2 separate regions of the Homo sapiens genome follow, and region 2 is linked to region 1. Evidence: read pairs that join two places in POLR2A ChIA-PET (ENCODE). Cell type or tissue: Caco-2. All regions are shown on one strand.

What was found. ChIA-PET counts read pairs that join two places held together with the same protein. Peaks named below come from ENCODE experiments on the same cell type or tissue, not always from the same donor. Only the 100,000 strongest peaks of a DNase experiment are listed, where the experiment ranks them.
Region 2: POLR2A ChIA-PET joins it to region 1 with 17 read pairs; 2 of 35 experiments call an interaction of 5 or more read pairs at or near these places.

What each region holds. Positions count from the first base shown.
Region 1 is chr19:32,785,510-32,790,509 of GRCh38, reverse strand. All of the region lies in intron 11 of TDRD12 (tudor domain containing 12), which reads right to left. Among named protein-coding and RNA genes, the nearest start is that of TDRD12, 68 kb to the right of the region's middle. RefSeq lists an enhancer at 2,693-2,987. In Caco-2, no CTCF peak of the experiment used is centred here; a DNase peak (open chromatin) is centred at 2,969.
Region 2 is chr19:33,616,845-33,621,844 of GRCh38, reverse strand. No RefSeq gene overlaps it. Among named protein-coding and RNA genes, the nearest start is that of CHST8, 2.6 kb to the left of the region's middle. RefSeq lists an enhancer at 187-931. In Caco-2, no CTCF peak of the experiment used is centred here; no DNase peak of the experiment used is centred here; H3K4me3 peaks cover 234 bases.

The DNA.
Region 1 (5,000 bases):
AATGTGAAGAAAAAGGTGTTTGTTTCCTCAGTTGAGCTATTCTTTTAGTTCTTCCTTGACAGAGATAGCAGGGGCTGCACAGCCCAAGGCTCAGCTGTACAACTGCTGCCTGTTCTGTTCTGCTTGGTTTATGAGACATGAGGGCCTGTACCTGTGCTGCCACAACCCTGCCACCCAGGTCCCCCTGAGAGTATCTGAGGGGCCCCAGCCAAGCTCAGGAATCACTAGTGTACTTTACTATCTTTATTTTATGGATGAGAAAACAAGACCAGATAGGACTTGTCCACAGTCACCTCTGCTGAGAGGAGAAGAAATTTGAAACTGCTTTCCTCTAGATCCAGCCCAACCCCAACATGGGTAAGGCCAGTGGCAGTCACAGAGAAGTCACAAGGCACAGACATGGCGGGGACTCCAGGATAAAGATGGTGGGTTACACACATGGCAAACTGCGCTCCTTCCTAAAGCCTCATTCCTGTAAACGCGTTTTTTCTTTTTTCTTTTTTTTTTGAGATGGAGTTTCGCTCTTGTTACTCAGGCTGGAGTACAGTGGTGTGATCTCAGCTGACTGCAACATCCGCCTCCCAGGTTCAAGAGATTCTCCTGCCTCAGCCTCCTGAGTAGCTGGGACTACAGGCATCCACCACCACACCCAGCTAATTTCTGTATTTTTAGTAGAGACAGGGTTTCACCATTGTTGTCCAGGCTGGTCTCGAACTCCTGACCTCAGGTGAACCGCCTGCCTCGGCTTCCCAAACTGCTGGGATTATAGGCGTGAGCCACTGCGCCCGGCCCTGTAAATGGATTTTCAAATGCAAAAGCCACAAGATCCAACTGTTATCAGCTGATGAATGGGTACATGAAATGCACTCCATGCACGCAATGGAATATAAGTCAGTCATGAAAAGGCATGCTGTGCTAGTTTATGATATGGCAGAGATGAGCCTTGGAAACACTGTGCAGTGAAACCAGCGTCACCAAGGCCCACCCACCGTATGAGCCCATCGATATGAAATGTCCTGAACAGGCAAACCCATAGAGACTGAAAGCAGACAGCTGGCTACCAAAGGATGTGGAGGGAGGAAAATGGAGGGTGACCGCTAATGGGTATGCACTTACTTGTGTGGTTGCAAACTCTGTGAATACACTAAAAATCACTGAATTGTACACTTGAAAAAAGGGTACATGAATCATATTTCAAAAAAGCTATGTTTTAGAGACAATATTCCAGAACAGAATGTTGGAAGCTAAAAAACAGATGGACAAACTGGTAACAGCCCCAAGACAGTTGACCCTGAGCCAGCCGCGGGAGGCCTGACCCTATCTGCAGAGAACAACCTTCAGAAAGCTTAGGAATTAGGGGCAGGCTCCCTGGCTGCAGCAATGTGGCAGAGGGGGGAACCTCTGCATCACCTTACACTACTCCACACCAGACGGCCACTCACCCCAACCCGAGGAAGGCCAGGGGCTGATTCTCTGGAGAGGATAAAGCAGAACTCTCAGGACTCGGGGCTGTAGGCCTAGCTGCAAACAGAGGTGCTGAACTGAAAAGAAGGAGGCTAAGCACACACAGGACAGTGAGACCCAGCCTGTGCCTCCCACTCAGCTCCCAGGACACAGGCAGGTCTTTAGCCCCAGGGGCCAGAGACAGGAGAAGCCTTCCCTTGGGCATCTGGACGGAATTCAGAGGTCCCTGTACTCACAGCAGCTCGCTCCCCAGAGAGACCCACAGCCCACAGGCTTGGCACACTCAGAGACCCTCACCGGCTCACTGGGCCTCTACGTTGAAATACAGGCAGACAATCAAGGACTGCATGACATCTAAGGAAAGCCTCCAGCCTTAAAAACCGAGTAATGCACCCTGCAAAAAAAGAAACAGTGTAGGGAGAAGAAAACTCCCCCACAAAAATCATTAGTCTCCTTAGAGAAATGAGAGAAACTACCATATATGTGAAACGAGGACAGGACACTGTCAGAAAAAGAAAAGAGAAAAGAGAACAAAAGGAAAACCCTTGCAAATTAAAAACGTGATATTAGAAATAAAAAACACAATAAAATGAGTAGAGGACAAAATTGTAAAATCATTCCAAAAAGTAAAGCAGGCTGGGTGTGGTGGCTCACACCTATAATCCCAGCCTTTTGGGAGGCCGAGGCAGGCAGATCACTTGAGGTCAGGAGTTTGAGACCAGCCTGGCCAATATAGTGAAACCCTGTCTCTACTAAAAATACAAAAATCAGTCAGGTGTGGTGGCAGGCACCTGTAATCCCAGACTGAGGCAGGAGAATCACTTGAACCCAGGAGGCAGAAGCTGCAGTGAGCCGACATCGCACCACTGCACTCCAGCCTGGGCAAAAGAGCGAGACTCCATTTCAAAAAAACAAAAAAAAAGAAAAAAAAAAGTAAAGCAAAAAGACAAAGAGATTAAAAAAAGAGCAGGCACTTTCAAGATGGCCAAATAGGAACAGCTCCAGTCTATAGCTCTCAGCAAGATCAATGCAGAAGATGGGTGATTTCTGCATTTCCAACTGAGGTACCTGGTTCATCTCACTGGGACTGGTTGGACAGTGGGTGCAGCCCGTGGAGGGTGAGCTGAAGCAGGGTGGAGTGTCGCCCCACCTGGGAAGCACAAGGGGAAAGGTTTCCCTTTCCTAGCCAAGGGAAGCCATGACTGACTGTACCTGGAGGAGCAGTATACTCCTGCCCAAATACTGCGCTTTTCCCAGTCTTCACAACCAGCAGACCAGGAGATTCCCTCCTGTGCCTGGCTCGGCGGGTCCCACGCCCACAGATCCTTGCTCGATGCTAGCACAGCAGTCTGAGATCGACCTGGGATGCGGGAGCTTGGTGTGGGGAGGGGTGTCCACCATTGCTGAGGTTGAGTAGGCGGTTCTATGCTCACAGTGTAAACAAAGCAGCGGGGAAGCTCAAACTGGGTGGAGCCCACCGCAGCTCAGCAAGGCCTACTGCCTCTCCAGATTCCACCTCTGGGGGCATGGCATATCTGACCCAAAGGCAGCAGACAGCTTCTCCAGACTTAAACGTCCCTGCCTGACAGCTATGAAGAGAGCAGTGGTTCTCCCAGCACAGCACCTGAGCTCTGATAATGGACAGACTGCCTCCTCAAGTGGGTCTCTGACTCATGTGTAGCCTGACTGGGAGACATCTCCCAGTAGGGGCCGACAGACACCTCATACAGGTGGGTGTCCCTCTGGGATGAAGCTTCCAGAGGAAGGATCAGGCAGCAATATTTGCTGTTCTGCAGCCTCTGCCCAGGGAAACAGGGTGTGGGGTGGACCTCCAGCAAACTCCAACAGAGCTGCAGCTGAGGGGCCTGTCTGTTAGAAGGAAAACTACCAAACAGAAAGGAATAGCATCAACATCAACAAAAAGGACATCTACACCAAAACCTCATCTGTAGCTCACCAACATCAAAGACCAAAGGTAGATAAAACCACAAAGATGGGGAGAAACCAGAGCAAAAAGGCTGAAAATTCCAAAAACCAGAACGTCTCTTCTCCTCCAAAGGAACACAACTCCTCGCCAGCAACAGAACAAAACTGGATGGAGAATGAGTTTGATGAGTTGACAGAAGTAAGCTTCAGAAGGTCAGTAATAACAAACTTCTCTGAGCTGAAGAAGCATGTTCTAACCCATCGTAAGGAAGCTAAAAACCTTGAAAAAAGGTCAGATGAATGGCTAACTAGAATAACCAGTGTAGAGAAGAGCTTAAATGACCTGATGGAGCTGAAAACCACAGTACGGGAACTTCGTGATGCATGCACAAGCTTCAACAGCCAATTCGATCAAGTGGAAGAAAGGATATCAGTGATTGAAGGTCAAATTAATGAAATAAAGTGATAAGACAAGATTAGAGAAAAAAGAGTAAAAAGAAATGAACAAAGCCTCCAAGAAATATGGGACTATGTGAAAAGACCAAATCTATGTTTGATTGGTGTACCTGAAAGCAACGGGGAGAATGGTGCCAAGTTAGAAAACATTCTTCAGGATATTATCCAGGAGAACTTCCCCAACCTAGCAAGGCAGGCCAACATTCAAATTCAGGAAATACAGAGAACACTACAAAGATACTTTCGAGAAGAGCAACCCCAAGACACACAATTGTCAGATTCACAAGGTTGAAATGAAAGCAAAAATGTTAAGGGCACCCAGAGAGAAAGGTCAGGTTACCCACAAAGGGAAGCCCAGCAGACTAACAGTGGATCTCTCTGCAGAAACTATAAGCCAGAAGAGAGTGGGGGCCAATATTCAACATTCTTGAAAAGAATTTTCAACCCAGAATTTCATATCCAGCCAAATTAAGCTTCATAAGTAAAGAAGAAATAAAATCCCTTACAGACAAACAAATGCTGAGAGATTTTGTCACCACCAGGCCTGCCTTCCAAGAGCTCCTGAAGGAAGTACTAAACATGGATAGGAACAATCGGTACCAGCCACTGCAAAAACATGCCAAATTGTAAAGACCATTGACACTATGAAGAAACTACATCAATTAATGGGCAAAATAACCAGCTAGCATCATAATGACAGGATCAAATTCACACATACAATATTAACCTTAAATGTAAATGGCCTAAATGCCCCCAATTAAAAGACACAGACTGGCAAATTGGATAAAGAGTCAAGACCCATCAGTGTGCTGTATTCAGGAGACCCATCTCACGTGCAAAGACACACATAGGCCCAAAATAAAGGGATGGAGGAAGATCTACTAAGCAAATGGAAAGCAAAAAAAAAAGCAGGGGTTGCAATCCTGGCCTCTGCTAAAACAGACTTTAAACCAACAAAGATCAAAAGACATAAAGAAGGCCATTACATAATAGTAAAGGTTATCAATTCAACAAGAAGAGCTAACTAGATTCATAAAGCAAGTTCTTAAGAGACCTACAAAGAGATCTAGACTCCCACACAATAATAAATGGGAGACTTTAACACCCCACTGTCTATATTAGACAGATCAACGAGACAGAAAATTAACAAGGAT
Region 2 (5,000 bases), 830 kb before region 1:
CGGGCGGGGATCGCTCCAGCGATGCACTCGGCCCTCCCGGGGGCTCGCGGGCGCCGCGCCCACGCGCGCTCTGCGGCTCCCGCGGCCCCTCTGGCAGCGCTCTCAGAAAGAGTCGCTGCTGGGCGCGGTCCGGCGGCCGCGGGGGTGGGAGCGGTCGTGGCTGGGGCTGCGCCGGTCTCCCGGTTCAGGAGAGCCGGACTCCGGCCTGACGCTAGGCTCCAGACCGCGGCCAGTGCTGCCACTGCCTCGGTGGGTCGCACGCGGCGCCAACCCGGGAAAAGGACCAGGCGTCACCGGGGCGGGCCTTGACCACAGCGGGGCAGGGGCGCGCGCCCAGGACCCGATGCTGCGGGGGCGCAGGGCCGGTGAAAGGCGGAAGATTGATCCTGAGGAAGATTCTGGGATATCCCTGGGCTTCAGCTCGCGTGGAATTCGGTCAAGGCCGCGAGCTGCCTCAGGCCCGGGTGTCCGCATCCATCCTCAAATCCCTGGGGCTCTAGATTCTGCTGAAAGTGCCCTGCGAACAGGTGCTCCCTTCAGGACTTCATCCTGGAAGTTTGTGTCGGGTCACCAGCCTGAGAGCGGGGCCAACCGACCCTCTTCATACACACTCGGGAAAACAGCGTGGAGGGTGGAACCGGCCCACGGCCACACAGCACCGGGACAGAGTAGGGACAGGAACACGGGGCCCTGGATTCGGGTCCTTGTTCTTCCTAAGAAGAGGCAGCCCCAGCCTGCAGGGGACAAGCAGGCCTTGGGAAGGGGGGCAACTGCTTTCTCACAGGAGCTGGAGGAAACTGTGCACACAGTCACCTGTTAGTCTTGAAGGGACACTCAGTATTTTCAAACAACAGCAGAGAAGCCTTTAATAAAGTGAAAGACCCTTACTCTCTCCTCTCTAATGGTACCTGCTGGCTGGTTGGCCTGACTCCTACCAGCTGACCTAGAGTGAGTGATGGAATTGGGGAGTGAGCTGGGCCCATGGGTCTTGACTGACCAGAGTGGGGGACACCAGGCGGAGAGCAGAGCCACTCCTGGGGACGGCCAGGGAGCCCCTCAGCCCCAGGGCCATGAGGCCTCCTTAATGCCCCAGGTAAGCTCAGAGCATCCAAAAATAGACCAGGACAGATAAGAAGATAAATAGAAGCATGACAAAGAGATCATGGTCTTCCTTTAATTCTTGCAGCAACAGAGTAGACATTATCACTCCCGTATTACAGATGAGCGAATTGAGATGCAAAAATGCCACCATTTTGCTGGACTCCACGCATCTGGAGAATGGCCCAGGTGTGATGATTCCAAACTGGGATAGGCTTTGTTCTGGGGTTCCCTTTCCAGGACTTTAGGCTCGGAGTGACCCAGGCCTGGGGCTGCGCTGGGACCCAGGCACACTCCACTGGCTGCACGCATGAGGGGAATGTGTGTGTGTGTGTGTGTGTGTGTGTGTGTCTGAAATCACCCTCCTCCGCCTCAGTCAGGTGCAGATTGGAGGAGCTGAGTGCAAGGGCCAGGGACTCAAGTGTCAGGAAAAACAGGGCAGTGGAACCCTTATTCATCCTACATCCCAAAGCTGTTGGAGCAGAGCAGGAGAGAAGGTAGGAACAAAGAGAGGGGAGAGTGGAGTGAGCAAAAAGTCACTTGCCGGACTAGCTCACAGTGCAATGACCCCATCCCTGTCCCTGTGGTCCCCTTACCCCACACTTGCAGCCCCTCTTGCCACCCAAGGTCCTGACCATAGCTTGGCTGGGCAGCTGCCCATGAGCTCCCTGTCTGCAGTTAGGCCTGGAACAGAGCACACAACTTTTGCCACAGAGGCCTGATGGTCAAGAGAATCTCTTCAGTACCATGAACACTCCAGAGGGCAAATGCATGCACACACACACACACATGCACACACACGGAGAGAGAAAGAGAGACTTAACTGCAATGGGGAGATAATAGGAGCTCCCATTTCCAGAGCCCAGCCTCAAAGCTGGAAAGGGGGCTCTGGACCATGAGTACTTCCATGCGACAAGTCTACACAGGCTTTATTTCCCTGGGATGCATCTATACAGGCTTTGCCGTGACCAGTGAGTGGAGCGAGCCAAGCCATCTCAGCAACACTGTGCATCTGTGTGCCGCGATCCTCCTGGGAAGGATGGTTTTTCCATTAGCTTTCCCAACTGTACTTATTAGCACTTATTTGCATCTAATATTCAGGCAGACACCACTAGGAATCAATAACGCTGCATTCCTTTGACATTCTCTCCATTTTCCATTTTTAACTCAGACTTCCTTCTTGTTTTGAGAGGCCATGGGGGAAATCCCCAAAGGGGGCCTGAGGCCCCTGGCACCAACTCGCAGTGAGTTTTCCTCCGAGATTTGCCAAGGGCTGCGTGCCCTTTTTTGAAAGTCAGGCTCAGCCTCTGCAGCGAGGGAGGAGCAGGAAGGCTGCAATTCCCTGCAGGAAGCCTTGTGTGCTCACTTGCGATTTTTGATATGTGTGTCTCCACCGAAAGATTAGTGGCAAACTTGTCTCTTTGCATCCCAACTAAGGTGAAAGACATTTTTAGTGCATGGCCCCATGCGCCCACAGCCTAAGCCCCAGAAGGGCTAATAGAGAGGTTCAGGTGCCAATCTGTTTGCTGCAACAAGGATACAGGAAAGAGGAGGGGGCTTGGCTCTGGGACGCAGGCAGACCCCCGCCTCCACTGGCTCTGGGCTCCCTTTCCTCAGGCCGTTCCTGCAAGTGAAGGTTCCTGCCCGTCTTTGGGCTGGAGGCTGAAGGTGGCACAGTGGGAAGCTGAGACTGTCTCACATTGTGTTTGGCAAGACTGAGTCTTGAGTCCTGAACCTTCCATCTGTTGCCATGAGAGGAACCAGAACAGGCTGGGCATGGTGGCTCATGCCTGTAATTCCAGCACTTTGGGAGGCTGAGGTGGGCAGATCACTTGAGGCTAGGAGTTTGAGACCAGCCTGGCCAACATAGCAAAACCCCATCTCTACTAAAAATACAAAAGTTAGCAGGGCATGGTGGTGCTCACCTGTAGCCCCAGCTACTCAGGAAGCTGAGGCAGGAGAATCACTTGAATCTGGGAGGCAGAAGTTGCAGTGAGCTGAGATTGTGCCACTGCACTCCAGCCTGGGTGACAGCGTGAGACTCTATTAAAAAAAAAAGAAGAAGGAGAAGGAGAAGGAGAAGAAGAAGAAGAAGAAGAAGAAGAAGAAGAAGAAGAAGAGAAGAGGAAGAAGAGGAAGAAGAGGAGGAAGAGGAGGAAGAGGAGGAAGAAGAGGAAGAAGAGGAAGAAGAAGAAGAAGAAGAAAAGAAGAGGAAGAAGAGGAAAAAGAAGGAGGAGGAGAAGAAGAGGAAGAAGAAGAAGAAGAAGAAGAAGAAGAAGAAGAAGAAGAAGAAGAAGAAGAAGAAGAAGAAGAAGAAGAAGACGAGGAAGAAGAAGAAGAAGAAGAAGACTTGTTCCACAGAGGAGTTTGGGAGCCATCTATACTGGCAGGTCGGGAACACCTCATCTGTCTCCCTGCATCCCATGGGAGGAAGAAGGGAATGATGGGATGGGCCAGGAGGTCTGCTTCAGCTCTCCCAGGTGCCAGCTAGGGGGTCTTGAACTTGTCTCCTAACCCCTCAGAGCCTGTTCCCTGTATGCAGAGACAATAGACTGTCCCTGCAGAGGAAAGGTGAAGGGTGTCATGGCATTTTGGGAATTGGAGTCCTGTGACCAGACTGCCCTTAGCCACCCACAGACTAGTCACCTCAGGGTATGACGTGGCCTGGCCTTGCTTCCACGTCCAACATCTGGCCCTGTAATGGCCTCTGCAATATTGTGACCCCAAGGCTTCCTGAAGTCAGTTCAACACACAGACAGGCCAGTGACGTGCTGATCAGAGTGCCATCCAGGCGGGAGACTCCTCCTGGGAACGGACCTGCCTTCCTCAGCTGCTCTCTGGGGCCTGTGTGGGCTCCGGGCCATGCCTTCCCTCCCCAGGCCTCGACCTCCCCATTCGAAAGATGAGGGATGGGGGCCCAGGATCTGAAGGCCTGCTGTGCAATTCCATGATTCCTAAAAGTTCCTCACCAGGGAACGTGGCCCAGACTCATTTCCAGCCAAGGTATCCCTTGGCCACCTTATGGGATGAATGTTCCTTCCCAGGCCTTTTCCTCCTCTCTCCTTTCCCCTTTTCTGTCACCTCTTGGGTTTTCAAGGAGCTGGAGGGTCACTTTGTTTCCTTCTGAGTTGAGTTGTCTGAAATTTCCTGATGTCAATATGCCTGGGTGGGTATCCCCTGCATAAGCAACATTGCTGGGGGTTCTGGGCATCCCTGAACCCCATATACCTGTCACAATTTCGAAATTTCACCATCATTCCTCAGGGTATAAGAATGGTTTCTCTTGGCTGGGTATGGTGGCTCACGCCTGTAATCCCAGCACTTTGGGAGGCAGAGAAGGGCAGATCACAAGGTCAGGAGTTCAACACCAGCCTGGCCAACATGGTGAAACCCCATCTCTACTAAAAACACAAAAATTAGCCAGGCGTGATGGTGCACGCCTATAATCCCAGCTACTGGGGAGGCTGAGGCAGGAGAATTGCTTGAACCCAGGAGGTGGAGGTTGCAGCGAGCTGAGATGGCGCCACTGCACTCCAGCCTGGGTAACAGAGCAAGACTCCGTCTGAAAAAAAAAAAAAAAAAAAAAGGAATAGTTTCTCTTTAAAGAGAAGTTTTTCTGGGGCAGGCTAAAGTGACACCAGTCCTTAACACAGAAGAGAGTTGGTGAACAGATGTGGTTTTCTAGAGAGTGCACAACAGAAACTATGACTAACTTGCAAAGAAAGGGGAGACTTTATTTTTCTGAGACAGAATCTCACTCTATCACCCAGGCTGGAGTGCAGTGGCATGACCCTAGCTCACTGCAACCTCAAACTCCTGGGCTCAAAGGGTCCTCCCACCTCGTTCTCCTGAGTAGCTGGGAACACAGGTGTGCACCACCATGGCCAACTAATTTTTTATTT